3 separate regions of the Homo sapiens genome follow, and all the other regions are linked to region 1. Evidence: chromatin contacts called from ENCODE Hi-C or POLR2A ChIA-PET data. All regions are on one chromosome and are shown on one strand. The core of a region is the stretch at or near the end of the contact, and the rest is flanking DNA. Distances in the headings are between cores, read along the strand shown. Region 1 has its middle 4.1 kb from the start of BICRAL. Region 2 overlaps TRERF1 (transcriptional regulating factor 1). Region 3 overlaps TRERF1 (transcriptional regulating factor 1).

What was found. Hi-C counts contacts between places; a loop is a spot of excess contacts on that map. ChIA-PET counts read pairs that join two places held with the same protein, here RNA polymerase II (POLR2A). Pooled maps may share reads with other maps.
Region 2: a pooled map shows a loop between it and region 1 (2.6-fold over the local background). The contact joins two enhancer-like sites. A Hi-C loop is called at or near these places in 1 of 37 single-sample maps with no recorded cell type and 1 of 50 pooled maps. POLR2A ChIA-PET finds 5 or more read pairs at or near these places in 2 of 52 experiments (SK-N-SH and WTC11).
Region 3: a pooled map shows a loop between it and region 1 (3-fold over the local background). The contact joins two enhancer-like sites. A Hi-C loop is called at or near these places in 1 of 50 pooled maps. POLR2A ChIA-PET finds 5 or more read pairs at or near these places in 4 of 52 experiments (BJ, activated CD4-positive, alpha-beta T cell, activated CD8-positive, alpha-beta memory T cell and 1 more).

The regions. Positions count from the first base shown.
Region 1 is chr6:42,776,014-42,779,859 of GRCh38, forward strand. It overlaps a transcript of BICRAL not described here. Among named protein-coding and RNA genes, the nearest start is that of BICRAL, 4.1 kb to the right of the region's middle. Within about 2 kb of position 1,623, at least 3 of the 41 ENCODE cell types and tissues checked have a DNase peak (open chromatin) inside an H3K27ac peak, as active enhancers do.
Region 2 is chr6:42,426,449-42,430,894 of GRCh38, forward strand. The region is part of intron 2 of TRERF1 (transcriptional regulating factor 1); the gene reads right to left. Among named protein-coding and RNA genes, the nearest start is that of TRERF1, 23 kb to the right of the region's middle. RefSeq lists an enhancer at 2,824-2,913. Within about 2 kb of position 2,008, at least 10 of the 41 ENCODE cell types and tissues checked have a DNase peak (open chromatin) inside an H3K27ac peak, as active enhancers do.
Region 3 is chr6:42,338,265-42,342,427 of GRCh38, forward strand. The region is part of intron 3 of TRERF1 (transcriptional regulating factor 1); the gene reads right to left. Among named protein-coding and RNA genes, the nearest start is that of TRERF1, 110 kb to the right of the region's middle. Within about 2 kb of position 1,932, at least 3 of the 41 ENCODE cell types and tissues checked have a DNase peak (open chromatin) inside an H3K27ac peak, as active enhancers do.

The sequences.
Region 1 (3,846 bases), core at 373-2,872:
TTTTATTTTATTTATTTATTTATTTTGAGTCAGAGTCTTTCTCTGTCACCCAGGCTGGAGTGCAATGGTGCAATCTCAGCTCACTGCAACCTCTGCTTCCTGGATTCAAGCAATTCTCCTGCCTCAGCCTCCCGAGTAGCTGGGATTACAGGCACCCGCCACCACACCTGGCTAATTCTTGTATTTTTAGTAGAGATGGGGTTTCACCATATTGACCAGGCTGGTCTCTTGGCCAGGCTGGTCTTGAACTCCTGACATTGTGATCCTTCTATCTTGGCCTCCCAAAGTGCTGGGATTACAGGCATGAGCCACTGAGCCCGGCCCTTATTTTTATTATTATTTTTTTATTTTTGAGACAGGGTCTTGCTCTGTCGCCCAGGCTGGAGTGCAGTGGCTTGATCATGGCTCACTACAGACTCAACCTCCCAGACTCAAGTGATCCTCCCACCCCAGCCTCCCAAGTAGCTGGGACCACAGGCACATGCCACCATGCCCAGCTAATTTTTGTATTTTTTGTAGAAATGGGATCTGACCATGTTGCCCAGGCTGGTCTCAAACTCCTGGGCTCAAGCGACCCTCCTGCCTCAGCCTCCCAAAGTGTTAGGATTACAGGCATGAGCCACCGTACCTGGCCAAAGCAAAGGTTTTATATACTTAATATTACTGAACTCTCCTCCAACCAACCTGAGATATAGGTTATTACTATCTCCATTTTACAGATGAGGAAACTTAGGTGAGAGAAATTTTTAAACTAGGCCAAAATCACGTGGCTAAAAAATGGCAGTAATAAAACTGGAGAGAGAGAACTCTAAACCATTAGGCTGTATAGTACTGCCTGTAATCAACTGGGCAATGGTTTTACATGGTTTAAGGAGATCTACTTTACCCCCTTAATATATGGGTCTCTAGACAGAGATATGCTAATTTCTTGTAGATCTTGTGGACTGGGCTATGTTGCTTTTATTGCAAAAGCATTGATTGTGAGCAAACTATATACAAAATAACTCTGCTAGGCTCTTAGAGAATTTAAGTTTGCAGATGATGGTCTGGCATCCTTGAGGAGCTCCCTATCCAGGAGGGAACATAAGAGAAACATATTAGGTTGAATCATAGGAGACTGCCATTGAATATTCACATGGGAAGATCTCACAGGGCTTAACCTGACACATAACTAAAATAAGGCAGTACAGTTGAATGTATTGAACTCTCATTATGTTTCAGACACCATGCTAAACATTTTACACTAGTTCCTGAACGCTTAAAATAACTCTCAGAGGTGGGTACTATAATCATCCCCATTTTATAGATGAGGAAGTTGAAGCCTTGAGTGGTGAAATGACTTGCCCAAAGCCACACACCTGGTAAGTGACAAAATTAGAATTTGAACCCAGGTCAGTCTGAATACAGAGCCAGTACACTTAAACCTCAGAATATAAGTACATCTATATGTACAAATAAAAGTATATACCTTATTTATGCACACCGATAATTTAAAAAAATTTGCTTCACAAACACTCTATAGAACACTTACTAACTCTTCTGGTATGTGTTGGTATTTCTGTGATCTGGATACATCTGGTCATGCATATCACTACTCAATCTCCAGCATTTTCATTCTCCACTTCTGAGAATGTTTAACCAACCAAGGGGAACATTTGGAGGGAAAAAAAGAAAAACACTTTCACTTTTCATTGTTATGTGGACACTGGGCCTGTTTATTTGGAGGTCCAAGCATGTGTTAGAACATTTCAATTATATTTCCATCCTCTTTTTTTTTACTGTCCAGTTGCCTTTCTTTCTAAGTCACATACACAGATGGGAATCATAGGAGTGGCCATTTTATTGTACATAATTAAATTGTAGAGAATACAATTAAAGCTATTTGCATATAGTAAAGCCATTTTAAGAACTTTCCTCTTAAAAAGTTTTCTAATCTTACATTCACTACCAAAATCCTGTCTATATAAACTATAATTTTAAATTTTAATATACAAAGCATATCCCTCATTTAAATGAAGTTTTGTAATAATCTGGGGAAAAAGTTGTTTTTGTTTTGCCATATTATTAAATAATTACAATTTTGGTTGTACCTGGAGAATCTGAAATTCTCCTACTGTGTCCCAGTATTTTGTAAACTCCTCCAGACTTAAAATTAGGTTGGACAACTGGCATTCTCAAAGTAGGTCTTTACTAATTAGACAGTTGTCCCCTCTGTACCACACCACTGGACTCTAATGTTAACATTGAAACAGCAAAGACTGCTTGTTCCAAAGATCCTTTTCAGGCCTGACAGAGCGTGAGTTTTGGGGTCAGCCAGACTTGGTTCTCCTGTCTGCCCTTATTAGACTGATGTTCCCAGGCAAATTGCTGAAACTATCCTATTGGGAACCTCATTTACAAAATCAAGATAATTAAACCTTATTCTTCGGGTTTGAGTGAAAGTTCATATGATAATGTGTATAAGTATCTAGCATAGTGCCTGGTGGCACTTAGAAGACCTTCAATAAATGTCAATGTTCTTGTATTTGGACATTCTCTTTAAAAAGCCTGCAATGCCCTAAGCTCTTTATGAGTATATAAATTCAGGTTTGTTAGGTCATTTTTCAAAGTCAGATTTCAGTTTCCTTGCAATTCTGGCTGACTTGAGAGGATAGCTTTCCGAAATCCATTACTGTTTTATTGGAGGGCCCAGCACTGTGGCTTACACCTGTAATACCAGCAGTTTGAGAGGCTGAGGCGGAAGGATCACTTGATCCCAGGAGTTCAAAACCCAGGGGGCAACAAAGCAAGACCCTGTCTCTTATTTTTTGCGGGGTGGGGGAGGGACGGAGTCTTGCTCTGTCGCCCAGGCTGGAGTGCAATGGCGCAATCTTGGCTCACTGCAACCTCCACCTCCTGAGTTCAAGCAATTCTCCTGCCTCAGCCTCCTGAGTAGTTGGGATTACAGGCGCCTGCCACCACGCCTGGCTAATTTTTTTTTTTTCTGTGTTTTTGGTAGAGATGGGGTTTCGCCATGTTGGTCAGGCTGGACCCGTCTCTAAAAAACTAAAAAAATTGGCTGAGTGTGCTGGTGTGCACTTATATTCCCAGCTACTAGGAAGGCTGAGGCTAGAGGATTCCTGGGGCCCAGGAGTTCCAGGCTATAGTGAGATATGATCATGCCTCTGCACTCCAGCCTGAGTCACAGAGGGAGATCCTGTCTCAAGAAAAACACACACACACACACACACACACACACACACACACACACACACACACACATATCATTGGAGCTGTGGAGCAACAGCTGTAAAACTTGCTTGGTTGGTCCTAATTGCAATGCATAATATATGGACTCTTGAAATGTAATTCTTAGAAATGGGTATTATAATTACATCCCAGCCAATCCAAAGGCAACTTAAAACATGTTTAAAAAATTTTCCAAGCCAATTAGAAAACTGGTTGGTCCAACCATCAGGTGTAGAAAAATATGCTAATTTATGCAAAGATTACTGTTCCAAGGAGCCCTTGGCTGCATTTGAAGCAAAATATCTGAGAAAACACCTCAATGATACTGTGTAATACTAAATCACTGAATGTATTTTTAAGGCACATTTAAATATAAAGCATACATTATGAATGATAGAATGGCAGTACCAGAACAAGATATAGTGTTTTTCTTTGTTTGTTTTTTGAGACAGAGTCTTGCTCTGTTGCTCAATCTCAAGCGATTCTCGTGCCTCAGCCTCTCTGTAGTAGCTGGGACTACAGGTGCATGCCACCATGCCCGGCTAATTTTTGTATTTTTGGTAGAGACGGGGTTTCACCATGTTGACCAAGCTGCTCTTGAACTCCTGGCCTCAAGCT
Region 2 (4,446 bases), core at 758-3,257, 350 kb before region 1:
AAGTTACCTAGATTTCCAATGTCCCCCAGGAGCTACTTGTCAACTATTTGTAACAGGTCTGGTTTCAAAGCAATGCTACAAATAATTATTCCCAAAAAGAATGAAAACTCCATGTGGGTCATGATCACATCTATTTTGTTCGTAGCTGTCTCTCTAACAAAGAGGTGGAAGCCGTCAGACCAGGGATCAGCAAATATGACCTGCTGCTAAACCTGGCCAAACACCTGGTTTTGTGAATGAAGTATGATTGGAACGCAGACACGCTCATTCATTTACGAGTGATCTGTGACTGCTTTTGTGCTACAGCAGCAAAGTTGAGTAGTTAGGACAGAGATACGGCCCACAAAGTAAAAATATCTACTCTCTAGCCCTTTATAGAAAGTTTGCCAATCTTTGATCTAATGCTTAGCCTAGAATTCTGCATATACTGGAATAATACTTATTGAATTAATAAATTCACTTACGAATGTATTATATACATTTAAAACCTTATATCAAATTATTATAGGTTTATTTACTTCAATTAACCTAAACCAAGGTAATATATAAGAACTAAGGGCTGGGCGCAGTGATTCACGCCTATAATCCTATAATCTCAGCCTCCCAAAGTGCCTATAATCCTAGCACTTTGGGAGGCTGAGATGGGAGGATCACTTGAGGCCAGAAGCTCGAGACCAGCCTGGTCCATGTAGCAAGAACCTATCTCTATAAAAAATACATAAATAAATTTGTTTTTAAAAAAGAACTAAGGCTTATTCACCTAGGGCACATAAATGCTTAGCAAATGAGAAATACGTTCTTTGGTTTATTGTTTGTTAAATTTTGATGGAGACAAGGTCTCACTCTACCACCCAGCTGAAATTCAATGATGCAATCATAGCTCACTGCAGCCTCAAACACCTGGGCTCAAGAAATTCTCCCACTTCAGCCTCCCAAGTAGCTAGGACTATAGGCGTGCACCACTATGCCCAGCTAACTTTTTTGTAGAGACAGGATCTCACTATGTTGCCCAGGCTGGTTTTGAACTCCTGGGCTCAAGGGATCCTCCTGCCTCCATCTTCCAAAGCACTGGGATTACAGGTGTGAGCCACCTTGCCCTGCCTTACTTTTTTTTTTTTTTGAGACGAGGTCTCATTCTGTCACCCAGGCTGGAGTGTGGTATGCCATCTCGGCTCACTGCAGCCTCCACCTGCCAGGCTCAAGCAATCCTCCCACCTCAGCCTCCCGAGTAGCTGGGACTACAGGTGTGTGCCACCACACCTGGCTAATCTTTGTATTTTTTGTAGAGACAAGGTCTTCCTATGTTGCCCAGGCTGGTCTTGAACTCCTAGGCTCAAATGATCCTCCCGCCTCAGCCTCCCAAAATGTTGGAATTACAGGCATGAGCCACCACACCCAGCACATTCTTTTTAATATATATAAAAAAAAAATCAGACTCTTGACACCATCATTAGGAGGTATGTATACCTTGAACAGTTTCTTCCATGAAAGAGATAAGATTACACCAAGTCATATACACCCTAGAGCTAAGGTAAGTATCATGCAGCCACTGCTTGCAGTGGGAAACAGCTGGTAAGAGCTTGGCATGACATCTAGGGCCGGAAATAGGAGTCAAGTCTGGGTAACCAGTCAAGATGCTGTAATAATCCCCAAGTGGGGCTCAAAGTAGGATTTTGGCCTCCTGAGCCTTATATTCTAAGCAACTAAGCTACAGGCCCAGACTGACTAAGGTGAAATCATTTCATTTATTTTCTATGTAACTTCTGGTAGGGACAATGCATCGGAAAACAATTGTAGGCTCAATGATTTTCCCCTTAATTTATCAGTACCATCTGCATTATAATGTAACTGAATATTTTTAGTTCTGCAGACTTGATTATTCAGAGGCTGATCATTCAGCTGTTGGCTTTTTGAAGCTCATTATGGCCCGAGTACCCGAAGACAGGAGAGAGGAAATGAAAGGAGGTGAAACTCAAATCAGTGGGCGTTGCTACTTTATTAGCAGATGAGACACCAAGATTGGGGTGGAGGGGGTGCGAGAGGGTGAAACCCCAGGTCTCCAGAGCTGAGGCTCTCTTCAGGCAGCTTTTATCAGATTCACACATCTTACATCACAGCACACTGACAGTCTGTCAATAATTCTGTGAGACTGGCCTATCCCCATAGTGATCCAAGACTATCACTAAGCTCCCTTCCTTTGTTCATATGGAAAAACCAAAACTCCAAAGGAGATTAACAGTTGAAGCCTTGAGGCCTAGAACCAACCCTTGCCCTGCAGAAGTCAGAGGACAGGTCAGCCCTGACTCCGAAAGGCCTGAGGATGGATTCATTTAGGGAAATGTTTAGAAAAGAATGCTGGGAGGAGTCTAAGCCACTTCCTCATGAAGCCCTGCCTCCCTCTCCCTCCCTTCCACACATTAATTATTCCCAGCAGGCCTTCCCACTTCCCAGGAACCCACAGATAGAGAAGTCCAATACACTGGCTCTGAGCCCTGGGTCACACCCAAGGTCCCCTGGCACTGTCCCTCTCGCAGCAGGCTGAGCTGTGGTTGGAGACTTGACTCCGGTCCCAGGCCCACATGCCCTTCAACCCCATCTGTGCCCAGCAGGCGCTGGGTGAATGTTACTGAACAAATGAATGAAAGCCACTCATTATTTTAAGTGAAAACTAAGTCACACCCAAGGAGGACCACACTCCTAATTTCTCTAGTGACAGTATTCCTCCAGCTGAGCCATGCAAAATGCACCTCACTTCTCTCTCCTTTCCTCTCCAGTCTGCTTCCTTTTTTCTTCCATCCTGAGCACTGGTGTCTGGAGAAACCCCCTGCCCTGGGAAGGTAGCATTCTCTTCTCTGGCTGACAACAGACTTTCCCGTGGATGGACCCTGCGAGGTCTGGGAAGCCCTACTCACCTCAACCCAGTAGGCTCCGGGCCGTCCTAAGTGAACCAACCACAGGAGAAAACCACGGAGGGGGGGAAATGGAAGGAAGCACCCCCTGCTACCGCCTCCTCTCACTTTCTCCGGGGCCTTAGCTCTGTCAGATTTTGAAGCATAATGAGTTTTGTTTCATAACAGTCTTAAATGAACTGGAAGGGGGAAGGGGATGACAATGATAAAAATCTTAATTAAAAAAAATTCCTACAGGCAAAGAGATTATCCAGATCCTGAGATGTGATAAAAGTCTGTTGAGCTGGGGGCCCTCCCGAGCCCCCAAGGACACAGCACTGGACATATATTTACGGAGCGCCTACTGTGTGCTGGGCACTCTTCCGAGGGCTTCGGATGCAGCAGTGAACAAACCCATTCTAGGAGAGGGAGGACTGGCAACAAAGATAATGAACAAGCAAACTACAGAGGACGGGAACAGGCTGAAGTGTTTTGGAAGAAAAGGAACAACAGAGCAAGTAAAGGGGATGGGTCATTCGGGCGAAGGTGTGGCGCACCTAACTGGAGAGGTGAGGAAAGCCCTGTTGAGAAAGAGACAGACTTCTGAGCCAAGACTTGAAAGAGGGCCGGGAGGGAGCAATGCAGATGAGTATCTAGGTTCTGGAAGAGCAACCCCAGCAGAGAGGACGGCTGTGCAAAGGCCCTGAGGCAAGCGCATACCAGATATGGGGCTGGAGAGGAGGAATGAGGAGGAGAGCTGTAGAAAGACAGGGCCTCAGGGGGGCTAAGGACTACTGTATGGACTCTGGCTTGTACTGCTTGGTGGGGGCCGCTGATGGGTTGTAAGCAGGAGAGAGACAGGTTTCCTTGTCATTCTCTGCCACCCCATCCCATCATTCTTCCTGGTAATCTCCCTTGATATCATTTAATAAATATGGCTCAAAGCCCTCTCAGACTTCTGGTGATGAGTTATAAACTCAAACAATCTTAAGAAAACCGGCAAGTCCCACACCTACTGCCCCCCAAAATCAGTATTAGACCATCTTCCCTCACTCCAAAAAGCAAGGAGTTGAATCTTTTTTCTCTTAAGAGCTGCTGACCAAGAGAAGAAATAGAAAATGTTAATTAATAAGCCAGGCGCTATGGCTCATGCCTGTAATCCCAGCACTTTGGGAGGCCAAGACGGGTGGATCACTTGAAGTCAGGAGCTTGAGACCAGCCTGGACAACATGGTGAAACCCCTTTTCTACTAAAAATACAAAAATTAGCCAGTCGTTGGCTGGGCGCGGTGGCTCATGCCTGTAATCCCAGCACTTTGGGAGGCCAAGGTGGGTGGATCACGAGGTCAGGAGATGGAGACCACCATCCTGGCCAACATGGTGAAACCCCGTCTCTACTAAAATACAAAAAATTAGCCAGGCGTGGTGGTGCATGCCTATACTCCCAGCTACTTGGGAGGCTAAGCAGGGGAATCGCTCGAACCCAGGAGGCGGAGGTTGCAGTGAGCCAAGATTGTGCCACTGCACTCCAGCCTGGAGACAGAGCAAGACTCCATCTC
Region 3 (4,163 bases), core at 682-3,181, 440 kb before region 1:
GAGAGAGGGAAGGAAGAAACTTGGGGGTAGGGAAATGGGCAACCGGTCTTCTGAACAAGACTGGGATTCTTCTGAGGCAGAGAGAAGAAAAGGAGACCTGGGTCACGGGACGTGGGTAGGGGGATGCACGCCCGCACACACGCATGTGCACAGAGGTATGAAATTCAAAATGGTGCTAAAGAAGTGTCAGGCTCTAAGAACTACTGCCAGAAAGTGAGTACTAAATTAAATGCATATGCTCATTAGAATGGAATTTTTAAAGAAATTAACAAGCACTCTCCTGTTCACCTCTGGAAAGCAGCAGTGTTACTTCTGAGAATTATGAGCTGGAAACCAGATCAAAGGTAGACTCACGTGGTGCTCCCTCTGCCACCTCCCTTCCTCACACACCATTCCTAGGAGTCCTTCAGGATTTATGACGGCTCTCCCTGCACCCAGCCTGCCATCCTGCATCCAGATCTTGGTAGTAATCAACCATGTGGCTAGAATGGGACCTACCAGAGGTCCTTCCGCACCATAATACCAGGGTTCCCACATGGGACTCTCTGCACTGCCCACACTCAGGAACTTCTCAGGAACGTGAGCTTTTTGTGGTGGTGACTCAATGTATATTTGTTTATCTTTATATTTTTTTCACAATTGGTCTGTGCCAGACAGTTGGCTGACTAACCCACCAGTAATCCCTAACCTCTCCTGCCCACCTCCACTAGAGAGGCTGGAAAAGCTAAATCATCTTTTTCCCAGCCTTTCTTGCAACTAGGGGTGAACACATGCTACTGCCAGGACTGACGAAAGCAGCAGCACTCGGCCGAAAAGCCAAAACACGAAGAAGGGCAAAGCGGAAAGACTGAAAACTCTTATCTATCCTTGAGGTCACTGCTGAACTGCAGGTCAATACCAGATAACCACTGCCTCTATCCAAACTTCTGGTTTATGAGAAAATGTGTTTCTCCATCACCATTCCTTTGTTTTTCTGCTACTTACAGCCAAAAGCATGCCTATGGTCTTTCCTGTCCTCCACGTCTCTCCTTCCATCTGCTTCACCTCCTTGCCTATTTACTGTTTCCATCAGTTTTTGTACCACCCTCTGCTCCTTTTTTCCTTCATCTTTTCCTATTCATCTCCTCCGTCCCCAACTCACAATATAATAGCAGGGTCGGAAAACCAACCCACTTTTGAAACATCAAGTCTTAATGTCCAATCAGTCCTCAGGCAGCAACTACTTCTGAACCCAGGAAACTCAATAGCTACGAATTGTACCCAAAGCTGCAAAAAACAATAAGCAAATTCTATTATGTTGTTTCTTTACTTCTTGGATTACTTTTCTGAGCTAATAAAAGCACATAAGGATATTTCACAAGTGTGTTTATGTTTCTATTTAACAAACCTTGAATTTCATAGCAGGTATCAAGCCTCAGCCAAACCCATGCAGACTGACAGATCAACAAAGACAACAGGCCCTGAACAAGTAGCTCTCCTGAGAACAGATGTGTAAACAGAAACACAATGTATGAATTAGCCCAGTGCTCTTTCCCAGGTAGACTGAGAGAATCTGGACACTACCTGTGGCTGAGCCCTGGAGCCACCAGAATTTAATCAGATACGTGATTAAGAAAAGTCTATTTTAATGCTGAATAAGATTTCTATCTTTCAGTTTACTACTTAATACATATTCAAACCAACATGTTTTCTGCGACCATCAACATGTCTTGACCTCTTTTAGGGTATGAAGTGCTCAAAGGCAAGAACTGTGTCCAAATGGCACCACGTCTTTCCACCCTGCACCCACCCCAGGGCTAAGTCTTGTCCTATCCTCAAAACAACAGCAATCAAGTCAAAATCAGAAATTGCATAGCAGTTGCCAGTCACAACCAAACAACCATTTCTTACCTGTACCTGCTACAGAAATTACTCATATTTTCAGGGCTCCCTCATTTCAAGAATGATTCACATTTTTTTTGTGACTCAGACACACCACCCCATTACTGCTCTAGCTCATAAGGAGTGTGGAGTGACAGCTTTAAGGGATGTGTTAAGTACCCCCAAGACTACCTTGGAGGGAGGGCAGGCAGAGAGAGGGATGAGGGTTCACCAGGCCCATTCACAGACGGTTGAGGGTTCTTTCTGGTGGCAATGTGCAATTTGTCAAAACATGAATATTGCTGCCATGTTCAACGTCTACTTATCAGCCCATAGATTAATCTATTTATTCTTTTAAAAGTAGCATTTTCCCCCCGTATTAGCTTTGTTTCTTCTTCACACACCACATAAGAAGCTTCAGAAAGGTCACCTTTCCTGAGTGATAAATATGGGCAAAAAAGAAAACTCCTCAATTTATTTTATTTATTTATTTTGAGACAGAGTCTTGCTCTGTCACTCAGGCTGGAGTGCAGTGGTGCAATCATAACTCACTGCAACTTTGAACTCCTAGGCTCAAGCGATCCTCCCACCTCAGCCTCCTGAGTAGCTGCGACTACAGACGTGTGCCACCGCACCCAGCGGCAAAAAAGAAAACTCTTCTCAGATCGCAGTAAATTAACATTCTCAGAGGATTCTTCTGAAATGATCAATTTCTTTCTAGAACTTTCTCTGATGGAGGAAGTTTCTCCTTCCTCCATAACACCCCTAGCTGATTGGATTTTAAGGGGTGATCTTCATGCCTATGGGTGCTGGGAAATTGTTTAGAACTAGTTACTCCAAGGACCCTGCCAGTTCTAAGGGGCCAAGGGCCCATCATTTCTTCCTGGGTTCCAAAACAGTCCCCCGTGTACAGTGGAGAACACAGCCTGGATTCCCCCCACATCCTTCCAGATTTGGGTGCAGGGTTTTCATGACCTCAAATCACTTACCAGCGGAGCAAGGAGTGGAAGAAACAAGAGGACTGACAGACAGAAAGCTCTAGGTTTGAACCCCGCTCTGTGTGATGTTAAGCATATTACTTAACTCTTCCAAGCCTCGGCCATCTCATCTGTAGATTAATACCTGCCCTGCAAGGGTGTTTCAAGGATTACAAATAACTGTAAGAAGTTTCTGGCCCAAACAAGATCCTCAGTACTGGCCAAATATCAATGAGCATCATTCTTATCACCATAGTGAAAACACTCAAGAATCACATTCAACTCTGTGACAGCTGAATCACACCAAAGTACAGGCACTGGGTGGTCTGTGTGTATGTCTGCTAAGGATTTTCATTCTGCCGAGGATCTGTTCATGGGTCTGCCCCGGAGTCTAAGGCCCCGGGAACAGGAGGGAGCAGGCGTAGAGCAAGGTTTTGGACAATGCAACCCAGGAAGGTATGTTTACCTCAGAGATGGGTGCCTGTTCTTTTTCTGGGAGACTTGGCCTACTATCACAATTCAGTGGGTTAGCAAAGGTCTGAATGATGCCAAGGCCCCAGGTCTACCCCTAGCATGGCTCCCTCTTCCAAAGCCATGGAGCCCACAGCCTTTACTTGCCAGTTGTTTCACGAAAAAAAATGACCAGCAGTCCCAAAGGGCAAGTTACCATAATCCACTGGCACTACTACAAGAACACTAAACATTTCTTCATCAGTTCATGTTGGATGTGATGGGGTAGGAGTCTCAACTTCCTTTGTAAGAAGGATGGCATAATGAATGTTCAATATCAAGTCATACATAGACATTCCCCTCCCACAATCCCAGGCTTTGGTAATTATTAGTAGAGCCATCTGCTCGGCTTAATGAAATGTGCAATCTCCTGTACATATAATTAGTGAAATCATTTTACTTAATTAAACAAATTAATTAATTGCAAGGATACTGCAACCATTTTCCAGGAACTGCATCCAACTCATTTATTCTGCATGTGTCTACTGGGCTCCCCCTGAGGGCAGAGGCCCATGCCAGTGCTCTGAGGAGGTAAAGATTCCCACTGTCCTGAGCAGAAATGAAAGCCCAACACGCAGTTGCTGATGACTGTCCCTTCCGCTTAGGGCATTCAGTTCATCCTAGCTTTCCTGGGATTGTCTTGGTTTTAAAGTTGAAAGACCATGTCCCAGGAACTCCCTCAGCCCTAGGCAAACTAGGGTGGTTGGTCACCCTATACTTTGGCTTGACCTGGGGTCAAAGGTCACCACTGGACAATCTCCACTGTAAAGGAGATGGCAAATAGTGGGTATCCTGCAACTCCAGCCCCTACTCATG